Linked DNA regions of Homo sapiens: region 2 is linked to region 1. A link is a contact called in ENCODE Hi-C data. All regions are on one chromosome and are shown on one strand. The core of a region is the stretch at or near the end of the contact, and the rest is flanking DNA. Distances in the headings are between cores, read along the strand shown.

Region 1 (5,465 bases), core at 2,043-4,542:
ATACCATCTCACGCCAGTTAGAATGGCAATCATTAAAAAGTCAGGAAACAACAGATGCTGGAGAGGATGTGGAGAATTAGCAATGATTTTACACTGTTGGTGGGAGCGTAAATGAGTTCAACCATTGTGGAAGACAGTGTGGCGATTCCTCAAGGATCTAGAACTAGAAATACTATTTGACCCAGCAATCCCATTACTGTGTATATACCCAAAGGATTATAAATCATTCTACTATAAAGACACATTCACATGTATGTTTATTGCAGCACTGTTCACAATAGCAAACATGTGGAACCAACGCAAATGCCCATCAATGATAGACTGGATAAAGAAAATGTGGCACACATACACAGTGGAAATACTATGCAGCCATAAAAAAGGATGAGTTCACATCCTTTGCAAGAACATGGATGAAGCTGGAAACCATCATTCTCAGCAAACTAACACGAGAACAGAAAACCAAATACCACATGTTCTCACTCATAAATGGGAACTGAACAATGAGAACACGTGGACACAGGGATGGGAATATCACACACTAGGGCCTGTCAAGGGTTGGGGGAAGGGGGAAGGGGGAAGGATAGCATTAGGAGAAATACCTAATGTAGATGACAGGTTGATGGGTGCAACAAACCACTATGGCACATGTATACCTATGTAACAAACCTGCAAGTTCTGGACATGTATCCCAGAACTTAAAATATAATAAAAAATAAATATATAAATATAAAAAGTATTTACAATAAAAAATAGTTACAATTTCAAAAAAAGTTAGCAAGATGATTTGGATAAAAAACAAGTGTAGCTAATTCATTTGGGGTTATATTTTAAATGGAGAGCAAATAGGGAGAAATAAGTAAGAATTTCTCTCATTCTTTCACAGTCAGCCATCACTGCTGTGAGGACAAAAATAACATGAATACATATGTTCATTCAAAAAATATTTATTCTAAAACAGAGAGTGTTTTGAAAGTTTTGAATTGACTGTTACATGTACTTAAAACATTATAAATAATAGCTAATATATACTTAAGACCTATGCAGGAATCATTCTCAATGATATAATCATTTAATCTTCACAATTATATTATCTTCATTTGATAGTTAGAAGATCAAGGTATAGAGAGAGGGGTTGGAAAAATTACCCAAGAACACAAAGCTAATATATATAACAAGCTTGACTAAAATCAAGGTTTACTTGTTTCCAAAACACATTCTTTATTCTACATTATGCTATGTAAATTGCTGTTGAAGCCCAAGGGATAACTGTTGGTAAAATGACAGCAAGAAGCTTCCTTAGAAGATATTGACCATGTAGCTGAGTCTTGAAGAAGAAAATGGAGGTGGCTAAATTTAAGATAGAGTGGGAGAGAATGCCAGGGGAGAAGTGGTTTTCCAGGCAGTGGAAGCTGCCTATGAAAAGCCTGGAGGTGAGAAGCAAGGCACATTTGGGGAATAGCAATTCATCATGAACCTTATTATACTGTCATAAGCAGTGCCTCTGGGGAAGTGGGCACTGTTATGTCACACGTCATTACTCTTTGAAAATATCAGAAAGTTATTAAATTAGATCTCAATTAAGCAGAGACTTCAATTAGTCAGATTGTGTCTCCCAAAATATTATTTTTAATAAGAAAAGTAAAATGACAAGCATTCAACTCTCAGTCAGTCTCTTGGGCTGAGGCAGAACAGAGCCTGAATCTCTCTTGTGTTAAGTGAGGTTTGATGAGAACATCTCTGAGGTCCATCAACAAAGAAGAAAAAATGAATGGTATTTTCTAGGTTATCATGCAGAGTTTTTATAGTTTTAGGTTTTTCATTTAAGTCTTTACTTCATCCTGAATTGATTTTTGTATCACTCTAAGGAAAGGTCCAGTTTCAATCTTCTGCATATGGCTAGCCAGTTATTCCAGCATCATTTGTTGAATAAGGAGTCCTTTCCCAATTGTTTGTTTTTGTCAGCTTCCTCGGAGATCAAATTGTCATAGGGAACATTTATACGCTACTGGTGAAAATGTGAATTAGGTCAGCCATTGTGAAAAGCAGTTCGGTTATTTTATTTTATTTATTTTATTTTATTTTATTTTGAGATGGAGTCTCACTCTGTCATCAGGCTGGAGTGCAGTGGCGTGATCTTGACTCACTGCACCCTTTGCCTCCCAGGTTCAAGCGATTCTCCTGCCTCAGCCTCCGGAGTTGCCAGGATTACCAGCACATGCCACCACACCCAGCTAATTTTTGTATTTTTAGTGGAGATGGGGTTTCAACATGTTGGCCAGGATGGTCTCTATTTCCTGACCTCATGATCTGCCCACCTCAGCCTCCCAAAGTGCCGGCTGCATTACAGGCTTGAGCCACCACGCCCAGCTGCAATTTGGTCATTTTTCAAATAAATTAAGACAGATTTACCATTTGACCCAGCAACCCTATTAATGGGTATATACCCAAAGGAATATAAAATCACGCTACCATAAAGACACATACACACATATGTTCATTGCAGCACTATTCACAATAGCAAATACATGAAATCAACCTGAATGCCCATCAATACTAGACTAGATAAAGAAAATGTGGTACATATATACTATGGGATACTATATAACCATAAGAAAGAATGAGATCATGTTGTTTTGCAGCAACTTGGATAAAGCTGGAAGCCATCATCCTAAGTGAACTGACATAGGAACAGAAGACAAAACACCATATGTTGTCACCTGTAAGTAGTAGCTAAACATTGAGAATACATGGACACAGGAAAGGGAAAAAACAGACACTGGAACCTACTTGAAGGTCGATGGAGGGAGGAGAGAGAGGATCAAAAAACTACCTATTGGGGGCCGGGCGTGGTGGCTCAAGCCTGTAATCCCAGCACTTTTGGAGGCCGAAGACAAGAAATGCCATTTCTTTTATTTATTTATTTATTTTATTCCTAAAGATCCGTAAAACCTAGTTGTGGAACTATGAAGGTCATGGCTTCCTGTGATATCAGGGTTACTTTGGGATGGGGATAGTAATGGTAGGTTTGTGGTCTGTGACACTGTGTCATCAAGAGAGACAACAGGAGGTACTGGGTAAAATCATTGACTTTGCAGAACACTGCTTGGGCTTGGGCTTGGGTCCTGGTTCCTGTGTAACCTTTGGCAAATGCATTTGTTATCTATTGCTATGTAACAAATTATCCTGAAGTTGGCAGCTTAAAACAACAAACATTTATCACACATCACATCTGAAAGTGAGGAATCTAGGAGAGGCTTAGCTAGCTGGTTTTGGCTCAGGATCAGGCCTGAGAATCCAAGCTAACTGCTGTGGCTGTTGGCAGGAGGTTTCAGTTCCTCACTGCGTAGTTGTTTTTGTAGAGCTGCTTACAGACATAGTAGCTGGCTTTTTCTGCTGCAAGGGACCTGAGAAAGAGAGAGAAAGGCAGAGAGAAATGGAGAGAGGGTGCTCAAGATAAAAGCCATTATGTTTTTACAACTTAGTCTTAAGAAGTATGACTATCGCCTCTGCCCTATATCATTCATTAGAATTTAATTATTATGTCCAGCCCAAAATCAAGGAGAGGAATTAAGCTTGACCTCTTCAGAAGAATGTCAAAGAATCTTTGAACATACATTTAAACCACCAAAGAAAAATTATTTAACTTCTTAGTGTGTGTTTCTCTATCTTTAAAATGAAGATATCAATAGTAACTACAACATAGGGTTAGTATTAGAGTTCTCCAGAGAAACAGAACCAACAGAATGTGTTGTGTGTGTTTGTGTATACGTATATGCACAAGATTTATTATAAGGAATTGCCTTACATTATTAGAATTGCCTGAGATCGGCAATCACCAAGCTAAAAACCCAGGAGATCCAATGTGTAGTACCAGTTTGAGTTTGAAGGCCTGAGAACCAGAAAAGACAATGGTGTGAGTTCCAGTCCAAAAGTCAGCAGGCTTGAAAGTCAAGAAGAGTGGATGTTTCAATCCTAGTCAGAAGGCTGAAAAATACAAATGTCCCAGCTCAAGGCAGTTAAGCAGAAAAAAATTCCACCTCATTCAGCCTTTAGTATCCAGGTCTTGAAGTCCTGGATTAGGTCCACTCTCATGAAGGACTGCAATCTGCTTTATTCAGTCTACTGATTCAAATGTTAATCTCATCCAGAAACACCCTCACAGACACACCCAGAATAATGTTTGGTCAAATGTCTGGGCACCCTGTGGCTCAGTCAAGTTGACACATTAATTGTTATAGGGTTGTAACATAAACTTAATTACTTCATAATTGATAAATGCTTAGAACAGTGCATAATAAGGATTTGTTAAAGTTAATATTATTTTCAGATGAAATTGATATCTAGAGAAATAAAATGATTTTTTATTTAGTAATAACATATGAACTATCAGATCTGTATTTTTCTTTATATTGTCATTCTCTTTAATGTGACTTTGGGGACAGCCAGAAAACTACCATCCCCTCACTCTAAAATCAAAATACCTCCTGCATCCATCAATGGTGATATCACATGTTGACTATTTTTATGCTTTTCTGTGTTAAATATTATATTCCCCAGGTAATTTCCTTATAAAATGAAAATTTCCCTATTAAAATTTTTTCTTATAAAACTCATTACATTAATTTAATAAATAACAACAATGTTAAAGTATTTCAATAAATGAGGCTGGCAGCCTGGGAGGGAAACATAGTAGATGACGTTCACCATAGACTGTATCAACTTCATTGGGTTATTTTTTTTTTTCTTAAAAGCACTGAGATTTTCAGAGAGAGGAAGCAGAAAATAATATAGGGATACAGAGAAAGAAGATGCTGCACAAAAGTTCTTCAATTTATTTCCCCCAAATCAACTGTCTATCAGAGAATATGGGGAAACGACTGTGACATAAACTAAAGAAACACTTGCAGCTCAGCTCAGATGTTCTAACCACTGCTCTGAAGTCTTCCTCTCAGAAAAATTTGTGTTGGACCAATTAAAGGAACATGAAGGATCTACTCCAATAGCTTCCTATTGCACAGCTGTTTCTAAATGCCTTGTTTCTGGTCTCTGAAGAAGATATAATCAAGGGAATGTTCCTCCAAATACATAAAATTTCCCCAAATCCCAAAGTGCAGGTCCTTCTTGCTTTTGGCAAGCAGTAAGATGTTTCAGCTTTCAAGCTAGAATTGCCTCTTCAAGGTTTCCAGGTTATTGTGGGATTGCAGTTAAACAAAGACATGCTTTTCATGGAGAGTTTTCAATAAGACCTTCTTATTCACAAGGAAAATGAATCAACATATTAGCCTCCATTGTCTTCTCTGGCACTTTATTGAAGGAAAAAGACAATGAAATAAAATAAGGGAGAGGAAAAAGAAAATAGATCTTTGAAAACAAAGTTATCTTCTAGGTCTGAAGAGCAACATCAGAATATTCCTTTTTAAAATATTTTTAAAATGTGTCATGTCATTTGTAAAGAGCAGAGCCAC
Region 2 (5,548 bases), core at 3,035-5,534, 54 kb after region 1:
ATCACAATACGGTTGATAAATGTTTTAGTGATACTATACTTTAAAGGTATATATGTAGAACCTTTCCTTTTGTAGGTAAAATACACCCTAGCAAACATACTAGCTATTAATAACATCATGAAAGTTCCTAAATATCAAACCTTTATTCATGTATTCCCCAAATAATTATTAAACACCAACTATGTGTAAGGCTCTGTCTTCCTTGGGGCATTTTAATATTTAGGTGAAGAATAATAGAAGGAGTAGCCAGCAAGTTAGGAGTAACATTCTTTCAGCAAAGAGGGATGTTTCAGAAGTCAATGAAGGAGTAACTCAAGATGAGAAGCTTTATCAACTAGGATTTACATTCATGTGAGAGATGGATAAAGAAAAGGAATAAGAATTGACCATTGGATCTGGGGGGATGGCAGTAGTTGGGAACTTTGTGGATTCAGTAGATGGATGTGGATTAAATAATAACTGAACATAACTGGGGGTAAGCAATTGAAGGAAGCAAGCACAGAAAAATAATGTTAAAAGTTTGTATGTACAGTCCAATGAGAAATGAAGTTGTAGCTGGAGAGGCAACTTGTCTGAGGAGGATTTTAAAAATAGACAATATCGTAGCTCAATGTGTAATGCGAAATCCCATGGAGAAGGTGATTTGATGATAAAAGAGGAAAAAGGGATTAGTGTAAAGAATTAAGATATGGAATAAGGCAGAGAACATGAAATTATAGTTCTTCTTTACACATGTAATGATAGCTCTCCCATTTTAATAGAAAATAATACAGAACATATGAGTATTTTTGAAGGTGGGTTTGTGGAATTAGTGATCTTCTAAGTGCTACTGTTTTCTCAATGAAATAAGAAGCAGGCCATCTTTTGAGGCTAGGAAGTGGAAAATTTGATAAGAAAGAAGAGATTTAATACAATATTTTGTTAATCAGGATACACCATGTGATGCTAAAGTAACAAAACAAGTTTCAGTGGCTTAATACATAATGTATTTCTCAGTCATGTTAAATGTCCAGCATATGTTAGCAAGGAGATCCTTCTTACTGTAGTCATTCAAAGACCAAGGTCTACAGAGAATCCATCTTAACACATTACTGCAAACACACTGACACAGTGAGAAGAATGTGTTCACTGTGCACTGACTTTTAAATCTTCTGCCTGTGCTAATTGTTATGTGGGTTACAAAATAAGTAGAGTTATGTAATATATTATGCATATCTAACACACAAATTAAGCCATGTGTTCTTCGTTGGAAGTCACTTAAGAATAGGAATTACATTATATAGCAATCATACAATAGATACATTCAACGCATTTTAGCAAACCTATGACAAGTCATTTTAAGACCTTTTCCTGATTCTTAATAATGTTTGTGAGTTATAGATAATGTACGTCACTTTCAATGGAAATTTTGGATTAAGTTGTCTCTCTAAACATTCATTTTAGAATCTATTTCTGAGGTAAGATGCAAGTGAAAACTAAGACTTTCCGGCTGTGCATGGTGGCTCAGCACTTTTGGAGGCGGAGGCAGGTGGATCACTTGAGGTCAGGAGTTCAAGAATAGCCTGGCCAACATGGTGAAACCCCATCGCTACTAAAAATACAAAAAAATTAGCCACATGTGGTGGCGTGCACTTGTAGTCCTAGCTACTTGGGAGACTGAGGCAAGAGAATCACTTGAACCCGAGTGGCAGAGGTTGGCAGTGAGCCGAGATGGCACCACTGCACTCCAGCCTGGGCGACAGAGTGAGACTGTGTCAAAAAACAAACAAACAAACAAAACTAAGACTTTCCACCTCAAGCCACTTATAATTTAAATCACAATCTTATTTGATAAGAAATATTTAGCTTAGCAAATCTTCGAAAGAACCTTAGTGAGAAGTGGTTAATTTGAAAGATAGAATTCATCCTCACTAATAGTCCATTTGTTCATTTCTACATCCAAATTCTTACCACTGGGCAAGCTGCTCATTGGGCTCCTTATAGATTTTAAATTTCATTAGAGTAGCAAAAATTAAGTTGTATTTCTAGTAAAGAGTACATAACTCCACAGCATACGGTCACTTACTACAGCAATTCAAGTCAGACTTAAAAGCCTATTGTAAGAAATGGAGTATTTCTACTAAAGTAAGTTTGGAGAACTGTGTTATTAAGTCAGAAAGAAGCCAAACAATAACAACTGGAATATCTTCAGGAATTGACTTCCAAATAGAGAAAGAGCTAGGTATACATAGCTTGTAAGCCAATGAGGAAGGAGAATAAGAAAACCACCTAACATCATCTGAAGTGTATGATATGTAAATATCACAGGAGAGAAGTTAAAAGGTATTATTCATGAATACTGAACACACACATATTATGAAAACATTTCTTGCAAAAAAAGAATCACTGAGCACAGAGATTAATCTCTTCTGGAAAACATTGGAAACCCAGTTGCCTGAACCAATTAAAATTGAATTGACCACAGTAACATTTTACATCAGCTAACAAACAGGGCTCAGGTAGGAAGAAGTATCCAATGGATTATTTCCCTACTCAAATATCAATGTTTTTGTGAAATGAATCTGCAGAGAATAAAACATTACAATCTCAAATATAATCTACTCATTTATTTTAAGTAAAAGATTGTTTCCTTCACCCTCTCCATATGGGAAAATATCATGTGAACATAAACAGAGAAGGGTAGTAATTACAGAAAGAAGTGTTTGTAACAAAACAGAGCAGGAGAAAATTCAGTGTCTGAATAGACTTTCAAGTAATGGGTAGAAGGAGAACATAGTTGGGTTAGATGACTGGTGAAAAATGAAATTTAGAAGCTAAATATATGTCCCTGAATTCACTCCATTCATCCAGGAAATCTCATATTATAAAGTCAAGATAAAAAACAAATTAAAGAAATAAACATCTCCCATTTAATTTTATCAATACAAGCATCAAATCTGGCAATAGTTATTGGGAAGCTAGGAACACTCGATTAGAATATCTGCATTGATCATTATAATCAATGATGGCTTCACTACCCAGCCCTATGTTACTAAAGGTAGAAAAATGCCCAAGGAAAATCTCAGTTCTTTAAACAGCAAGAGTCAGAAGTATTTATGGTATCATTCTTCTTGTCTAATATATGTGGTGAGCTACCCAGAAGTCGGAGTGAAAAATATTTCAGGAAATTTGATTCCCTAAGTACTCTGACCAATCTCACAGCTCACATCTATCTATGTTTGTTTAAAGCCAGCCCTGATCTTCACTTTGCTAAAAATCAGTTGAATGTTAATCTACTGAAGAAAGAAATCATGAGAGAACTTGAGCAGAAAGTTCTAAATTCCATAAACATGATGGCTAATACCTTCAGATTCTACTTTTGAAGAAACTTCTGTAAATGTTTGGGCTCCACCTTTTTCTCTGTTGCCACCATAATGCAGGTTAAATAAAAAGCAAGTAAAAGCAAAAGGGTAAATAAATTTAAATAATAAAAATACAAGTATAGGCCGGGCATGGTGGCTCACGCCTGTAATCCCAGCACTTTGGGAGACCGAGGCAGGCAGATCACGAGGTCAAGAGATGGAGACCATCCTGGCCAACATGGTGAAAACCTGTCTCTACTAAAATTACAAAGATTAGGTGGGCATGGTGGTACCAGCTGTAGTCCCAGCTACTTGGGAGGCTGAGGCAGGAGAATGGCTTGGACCCGGGGGGCAGAGGTTGCAGTGAGCCGAGATTGTGCCACTGCATGCCAGACTGGTGACAGACTGAGACTCCATCTCAAAAAAATGAAATAAAATAAAAATAAAAATAAAATAGGATAAAAAAGTATAGTAGGTTGCCGCTTCATGCAACCTAAAATTACAAGTGGAATGGCATCACCTTTACTACTTTGGATATATGTTATTTTTCTACATTTTGAAGGCAATCATGCATTGCAGCGCACTATCCTGAGAAAAAGTATATTGATAATCTATTGGTTTCAGGCATAGTGTTTCAATGCAAAGTATAAATAGTGTATAAAGCAGATCTAGGATGAAAGAGGAGATAAGTGGATGTAGTCTGTAGTCTATGGTGTTAGATAAGGATAAAAAGTGCTTATCCTAGTTCCTGTGAGAGAAAAGCAACGGGAAAAAAGGGCTGTCATTAGTCATCAACTGAAACTCAATCTTAAAAGTTTGGCCTTTCCAAAAATCTGATTTGCTATTTCCCATAGTGATATGAGGTTTGAAAATGAGATGATTTTGCCTGGAGAGGAAGTGGGTGTGGGTTTTGTGGCTTCCAGACAGCGGAAGCAAAAATCATTGTGTCTCAAGCCAGGGTCATGTTTTCCCAGGCTTGGGGATGTTGATGGGACTTAGGCAAAGGCAAGAAGACAACCTGGTCGCTGGCCTTTTATTTTTCCTCCCTCATGTCAGCCGCAAGCAATTTGGTATGAAGAAAGACAGAAAGAAAAGTAAACGAGACCCATCTTTTAACCTCTCAAAGCCGGGTTCAAGATGTCATAAATGCAGCTGCCAGAAATAAAGAGAAAGGAAGTGTATCAGAGTCTAAGAAAAGCAGAAGAGGAAGAGAGGCTTTGAAAAGCCACCATAGTAATCAGTAATCTGTTTGACATCTGGCAAAGAGATACATCTGCAGGGGGCAACTGGGATGAGTAATTGAACTTTGATTTTTACATTTTCACTGAATGTCTATGTTTAGCACCTAAATTTTAAACACAGAACGATTTTTGGAAATACGCTCTTCTCTGAGAGGTTGTTTCATGGGATACAGGAAACATCTGGAGTTAGATCAAGTAAGTTTCATGGCTGCCCAGACAACTGGTGTGTTTGTACTGTTTTGTTATGGTCCTATAATGGGTAGTTACAATTCATTTGAGGGTCCTCCTAAATGTATATGGCTATGCCAGCATTTCTCAGAATCCAGCCAGAAACAAGACAAAAGCTACCTCAAAACACATGTCAGACAAGGGAATAGAACCTAAATTGAGCACCTGCAATAGAGGACTAAATTATTTAAAGTTAAAGGACACCTTCCATGTATTAGAATTACTAAAGAACAAGAAATAATTTGTTTCAATATATCTTATGATACTATGAGTAATACTTCTGTAGATTGAACTTAGTCTATTTTCTTATTCCCTAGCTTCAGATAACCTACAACAAATTGAATCAGAAGTCAAGATAATTTGCCTAAATTGCCTTAAAATGATCCTTTTAAGGTCCTTATTTTAATCCTGTATGAGGCAAATTTGCTGGTTTGTAATTAGGTCCCCCAATTTTGTTTGACAATAAACCCAGAAGTGTATGCAAGGGTAGAAATGAGGTAACAATGGAAATAACAAATATTTATTAAGTACATATTTTAATAATGGTTACATTGGCATTATAGATTAGGAGCCTTAAAATAACTCATATCCCTTTGCTTAGTTTGTCCAAAATGAATTATACACAAAGTTATTTGTCACAACATTACTAATAACAAAGAAAAACTATAGTCATCTTAAATATCCCAATAGAAATTGTTCAAATCATTTTTAGGATTGATATGATGAAATGTTACATAG

What was found. Hi-C counts contacts between places; a loop is a spot of excess contacts on that map. Pooled maps may share reads with other maps.
Region 2: a map of OCI-LY7 shows a loop between it and region 1 (2.6-fold over the local background). The contact joins two enhancer-like sites. A Hi-C loop is called at or near these places in 4 of 168 maps with a recorded cell type or tissue (OCI-LY7, PC-9, left ventricle myocardium superior and 1 more) and 2 of 50 pooled maps.

What each region holds. Positions count from the first base shown.
Region 1 is chr4:19,672,304-19,677,768 of GRCh38, forward strand. The region is part of intron 2 of LOC105374511 (a long non-coding RNA gene); the gene reads left to right. Among named protein-coding and RNA genes, the nearest start is that of LINC02438, 220 kb to the left of the region's middle. Within about 2 kb of position 3,293, at least 2 of the 41 ENCODE cell types and tissues checked have a DNase peak (open chromatin) inside an H3K27ac peak, as active enhancers do; they include OCI-LY7, where a contact is called at or near this core.
Region 2 is chr4:19,725,800-19,731,347 of GRCh38, forward strand. All of the region lies in intron 2 of LOC105374511 (a long non-coding RNA gene), which reads left to right. Among named protein-coding and RNA genes, the nearest start is that of LINC02438, 270 kb to the left of the region's middle. Within about 2 kb of position 4,285, at least 3 of the 41 ENCODE cell types and tissues checked have a DNase peak (open chromatin) inside an H3K27ac peak, as active enhancers do; they include OCI-LY7, where a contact is called at or near this core.